Linked DNA regions of Homo sapiens: region 1 is linked to region 2. The links are chromatin loops, found by intact Hi-C in ENCODE. Cell type or tissue: endothelial cell of umbilical vein. All regions are shown on one strand. Links, peaks and the distances in the headings refer to the core of each region. The heading gives the core; the rest is flanking DNA. Region 1 overlaps MIR31HG (MIR31 host gene). Region 2 has its middle 120 kb from the start of MTAP.

The links. Peaks named below come from ENCODE experiments on the same cell type or tissue, not always from the same donor. Only the 100,000 strongest peaks of a DNase experiment are listed, where the experiment ranks them.
Region 1: it touches region 2 in a loop (6-fold over the local background); 10 of 110 quality-filtered maps call a loop at or near these places.

What each region holds. Positions count from the first base shown.
Region 1 is chr9:21,548,379-21,551,302 of GRCh38, reverse strand. All of the region lies in intron 1 of MIR31HG (MIR31 host gene), which reads left to right. Among named protein-coding and RNA genes, the nearest start is that of MIR31HG, 10 kb to the left of the region's middle. In endothelial cell of umbilical vein, for the core only: no CTCF peak of the experiment used is centred there; a DNase peak (open chromatin) is centred at 1,822; H3K27ac peaks cover 2,500 bases.
Region 2 is chr9:21,683,933-21,686,856 of GRCh38, reverse strand. No RefSeq gene overlaps it. Among named protein-coding and RNA genes, the nearest start is that of MTAP, 120 kb to the left of the region's middle. RefSeq lists an enhancer at 1,173-2,372. In endothelial cell of umbilical vein, for the core only: no CTCF peak of the experiment used is centred there; a DNase peak (open chromatin) is centred at 1,746; H3K27ac peaks cover 2,500 bases.

The sequences.
Region 1 (2,924 bases), core at 290-2,789, 140 kb after region 2:
ATGGAGGATTCAGGCCAAACTTTTACCAGTGCACTCAGGGAGGAAGAGTATAGTGAATGACAAATAGTACACATACCCTGCAGTTTAAATACCTTCCTGGCCCCTGTCAATGATGGCTGAACAATAAGGTGGTATAAAACACTTACTTGGAAACCCAAACGAAAAGATAAATGTTTATATTTCATTTTTAAATTTTATTTTGTATTTTGCTGTTGTGCATTTGACTTATCAAAAATGGCAATAACTGAGATGACTCTGCTCCCATTGGTCTTTGTTTAAACTGTCAGCACTCACGGGATGTCTGATATATGTGCATTTTCCTCCCCAAATAGAGTTTTAGTTCCTTGAGGTAGCAATCCTTTCTTGCCGTATTCTGTGCTGATTTTATTTAGCACCTAAAAGATAATTGAGGAGATAATACTGGTCTACACTTTAGGTAGTTGAGATTTTTAAAAAATTGCACCATATTGTTCTTTGCTAGTTTTGCTTTCTGTTTAAAAAGTTAGACTGCATTTGCAAAAACACAACAGATAAGGCTAGTTTTTATATCATGTTCCTCTTGATTTCCCACATTGGATATTTGAGCTTCCTTAGTAACAGGAATTTGGGGAGCATAATTATCCTGGGAATTGTCATAGCTCTTCATTTTGCTTGACCCTGGTGTCCTTGACATCTGACAGTGCATGTCTTTGAGGTCTGCAGTGATATGCTACAACCAGGAGCATCAGAGAAGCTGAGACTTTCTGATCTGGAAGGGCTTTTTTTTTTTTTTGCGTTGGTGATCACTGAGGCCAAGGAAAGTCAAGGGCCTTACCCAGCTTCATGGCAGATAAGTGATAGACTCAAGAGCTGAATCCTGTTTATAGAGTCTCAGTATATGCCCTTTCACCACACCGGCCTTTCCCTAAAAGTGTTCAGTCCTGCAAGATTCTGCATAGGATTCTTTGGTCAGATCAATGTGAAATTCTCCATGTCCTATATTTTTTGCTTATTAGAGATTCCAAGCATTTACACAACAAAGAAACTTGTCTGATTTTAACCTACCATTTTCCAACTTTATTTTAACACAGAATCCTCTTTCACCCCGAGAATTCACCTAATAAAGGGTCATGCCGCATGGTGGTAAGCTTTGATGATGATGATGCTGGTGGTGATAAGAGTGACATTTATTTAGCACCTACTTATGTCATAGGCGTAGTTTTAAATGCTTTACATAAATCAGACTCAATCCTCACAACAACACAATGAAGAGGCACTATAATCATCTTTATTTTACAGATGAGGAGACAGGATCAGAGAGGCAGCTGGAGTATAGTAGTTGTGTTGTCCACGAAATATTATTGCACTGAAAACCAGGGTTTCTCAACCTTGGTACTACTGACATTTTGCCCATATAATGTCTTGTTATGGGGGGCTGTCCTGTGCATTGTGGGATGTTTAGCAGCATCCCTGTCTTTTACCCAGTAGTGTCAGCCAAAAATGTCTCCAGACATTGCCAAATGTTCCCTAAATTGTTCCTGGTTGAGAACTAAAGTTATAACAAAAATATGCTTTTTTTGAACAACCTTCTTAGTAACTTTTACAGTGACTCATGGTCATGATTGGGCAAATTACACATTGCAGGTTTTGTGACTACGTCAAGCAGCGTACACTTGTGTGGGGGTGCATGTGAGTTAAACCTGACCCGTACTGTTCTTTTCCGCTCCATTTCCTTACACTACTTCTGCTGAGAGCCAAAAGGCCAAAATTGTTGATTCTGCCTTCAAAGTCTTTTAACTGCCCGATGCACACACCCCCAATTTATATTGTTTCCATTTTTTATTTCCTCTTGGACATGAGCAATATAAACACACACACACACACACACACACGCATACACACGAGAGAGAGTCTTGTTTTTTCTCTGTGTAATAGAGGACTTAACGTATCTGAATTACTCTACAGTAAGAACTTATGTCGGAGCCAAGATTAACAGCTGCCAAGAAAAACATACCCAGCAGTGAATAACTCACAAAGATTTGGCAAAGAAAAAGTAAAGTTATGTGATGAAGTATATTACTAAGTTATAGGGTTTTATTTTTCCAACACGATAACTTGTTAACAATTCACACACTTCAAATGGGTTTGAGGCTTCTGGTCATTGTTTCTTTGTAATTTAAATGCCATTTTTAAGAGCAGCTGAGGTATAATAAAGAGCAATGAAATACCTAGTTTAAAATCCTGGCTCTGCCAAGCATTTACTAATTGTGTGACCTCACTTCTTTTTTCCAAGTGTTTGGTTTCCCACCAGTAAAATGGGTTGATGATATGAAACTAAATAGATTGTTGAAGGGTTGAAATAAGAAAATACATGCACTAATATCCAGTCCATGTTTTGGCAGGTCCTTCTTTCCAGTTATCAAGGGACTCTATCATGATTTGTAATCTTTTTTGGTAATTCCTTAAGTGTAAACTAATTGTTTTTGAAAATAACAGAGGCACCATCAAGTAGCCTAGTACAGGTAACTGTTATTAAAAGGTGGAGTTTGGAGAGCAGGGACGGTACATACAGTACTCAAAGTGATTGAATTTTGAAAGCTTTATATTTAAAGATAGCAAAGTAGCCAAAAGATGGAGTGCAAGGAGCTACAGAGGGCCTTCAGAAACCGAAGCTTACCCTCTGATCTTCTTAGTGGTCGTTTACTGATTCACCTCTTAGTGGTTATTTGAGTGCCCGCTCTGTTCTGGATGCTCTGCAAGCACTGGGGGTACAAACAGTGCAAAATAATAAAAATAGCTACTCTGTCCCTGCACTTTGTCCTCTTAAAACTTAGGTGGTGACTGTGTCCCAACTATAGTTGATACTCGCTGCCTGGAATGCTTGTTTGAAATGGGTTCTGAAGCTTAGCTGAACTTGCTGGGAAGAATGCTGGGATTTATGAATA
Region 2 (2,924 bases), core at 310-2,809:
AATCATGTCAAACTTATTAATCTCATGATATTTTAGTCGCTCTATTTTCATTCAGTGTTTATTCAATAATCATGAGGCCTTAGAATTTAAACTGCTCAGAACAAGTCCCCTTACCCACAATGTTGAGCTTCAGGTTAAGTCTAAAATTAAGCATATTTCCTTTGCTGATTGGGAAATGAAAATAAATATGAGAGAGGCAAGAGGGAGCAAAGATTAAGCCTGATCTTTGTGAAGGAAAAAAGTTAATTCACGAAGATTATGTTTTCTCTGAAAGACTCACCTTTCCCCTTTACTCTGGCCTATATGAGTCAAAATTTTGGATGCTATTCTTAAGAATTCAGGTCATTTCTCTCTCTCCTTCTACTCTTTGCTCAGAAAAGCTTCAGACAAAGCCACTAAATTTACAAACTAAAATTCAGGTTGTGGGTGTGTGTATTTTTGTGTTCTCTGACATAAGAACAGACCAAACATATAGCACTCTTCAAGGACATAGGATAGATGAACATATGTTAATATACAACAGATGTCATGAGAAGCATGAAATACATTTCATGACTCCATAGTAAATTTTGTAAGTCATTGCCACAAGAATTGGTACATAATGAAAATATAAACGTTTGAAAAAGATGAATTCTTACATAAAAATAGATTCTTAATAATTTATGAAAGGTGAATTATTTGGATATATTCTTTGCCCCTTCGAAGTATGTGACAAGTAGGGTTTAGTCTAAAACAGAAACCTCTTTAGCTATTCAATCAGGAAATTTAATTTAGGGTTTACAAAACATTGTAAGACAAGAAAATCAGGGAAACTGCCACAAGTATTCAGGAAATCAGGTAAGGCAGGAGTTGCAGGGGACCTTCATCACCTGTCTCAGTTGTCTGAAGCACCTAAGTAGGTGATTTTCAGGCAGACCCCCAAAAGTCACTGGCAAAACCTCAGATCTGCTATCTGCCAGTGACCCTGTACCTGCTCACTAACTCCAGAGCAATAACAGTGCCTTCTCTTCCACCTTCTCGTGCAAGTGTCTCTCGTTAGAAGACCCTAAATCAGAGCACTACTTACAAGGAGTCTAGAAAACATAGCCTTTATGTTTCTGGGCCTTGCTTCCAGGGAGAGTGAAGAAGGCCCCATGCTGAGACACCAACAGACAATCCTGCTCCAAGTTGAAACCAGTGGAAACAGCGTACTTTTCCTCTGTTTTCTGCAAATGGACTCAATCCATTTAGGCTGAGGCAGGCGAATTCTAGCATGACCCAGTATACCAAACTGTTCTTATGAAAGAACCAGCCACTCCCAGAACCACCAGTGGGTTTAACAACCTTTTTTTTTTTACGGCGTTTTCATTCTCTTAATAAGACAATCCCAGTCTTCTTTTCACTCACATTCACTGATTCCTTTAAAGAGTTAATTCTGCTGAAAGGTCTTGCTCTATGTGTACATTTCTTAACTGGCATCCCTACTAAGAATAGGGAGCAATGAGGAAAGGTTGTGGAAACAAGGGAAAATTAGTTTATGCAAATAAGGCAGAATGATATTTTACCAGGCTGACACTAAATTTATCTTAGTAAGATTGGTATTACAGTATAGTCTAGCAATTTTCCTCCTGCATCTCTGAAACCTTCCTAGCCTGTGACTCAGTTTCCTACATTAAGGGGCTGTTGCCGCTGTAGTTAGGGTAGTCAGAGGAAGGAAATGCTTGCTCACCTTTGCTGTGTTTGGAATAACCACTCCACATCAAAGAGGTGACTCATTCTGTCCACTTGCCAGCTCTGAGCTTGCTTTCTACCTCCCACTACCCTTTCCTGGCTGTGCTGTTCTTGGCTGGAGAGACTTTTCACCAGCAAGTCCAGGTTTGTGGAGCCTGGCACACTTACCTCCCTGAATGATGAGGCTTTCCAAGGTGGGTTGCTCTACAGGTTGGGACCTGAAGGTGACCACCAGTTTGCCCAACCTACCATTCAAGGTGTATGACTCAAAGTCAAGAAGCTGGGCTTTACTGCTCCTCAAACAGCGAAAGGGAAATGAAATCATTTTATTTCCCCCTTCGTGTTAACAGTAAATATGTAAGCTGAAGATGTTATAAGTTCCTATTTTCATTGGATTTAGAGAAACATGTTGCTGCCTGGAATCACAGAAGCCATCAGGTTCATTTCAGTGAACTCGACAGTGTTACTGTAGTGTGGGGCAGATGGTAAATGCTCAGAAAATATTTATTCGTGTTAGATATACCTCTGTCTGGATGAAAACCATCTTGTGGTAAATAACTTCACTGTAGACATTCTTAGAGAGGGAAAATCCACACTTCATTTAATAAAATCCACTACAAGATTCAATATAGAGGAGAATGTGGGCATGGAAAAATAAAGGACTTTGGAATTAATAGAGATAGGTTTGAGATTAGATGCTCTGGGCAACTCCCTTACGTTCTTATCAAATAATGCAGTGTGTGGTAAAGGAGTCTGGAGTCAGATTGATCTGTTCTAGAATCTCAGAGGCCCACTTAATAGCTACATGGCTATTGACGGTTGACTTCCTTAATCTTCAGCTTCCTCATGTAATACATAGAGTAATAATGAAATTTTCCTCATAAGCTTGTTGTAAGGATTAAATAAGACAGTGCAAATAAATGTTCTAAACAGAGACCCTAGGACACAATTAGTATCCAATAAATTTTAGATATATTCTAAACTTGTTACCTAACTTGGAAAAAGAAAAAAATAAAACATGCCATACTCTGCTGCAAAGGGATTTTACAGATTCTGTGAACATGAAGAAAATGCCTCCCGAGTGTGATTTGTAAGCATTATCTAACTTGCTCATTGTCATGAGCCCATTCCTTTTCTCCAGCATTTGAATGTGGGCTTGCTGCTATTATCTTTTGGCATAGTCCTTGAAAATTTGCACATCGGTTTAACAGACC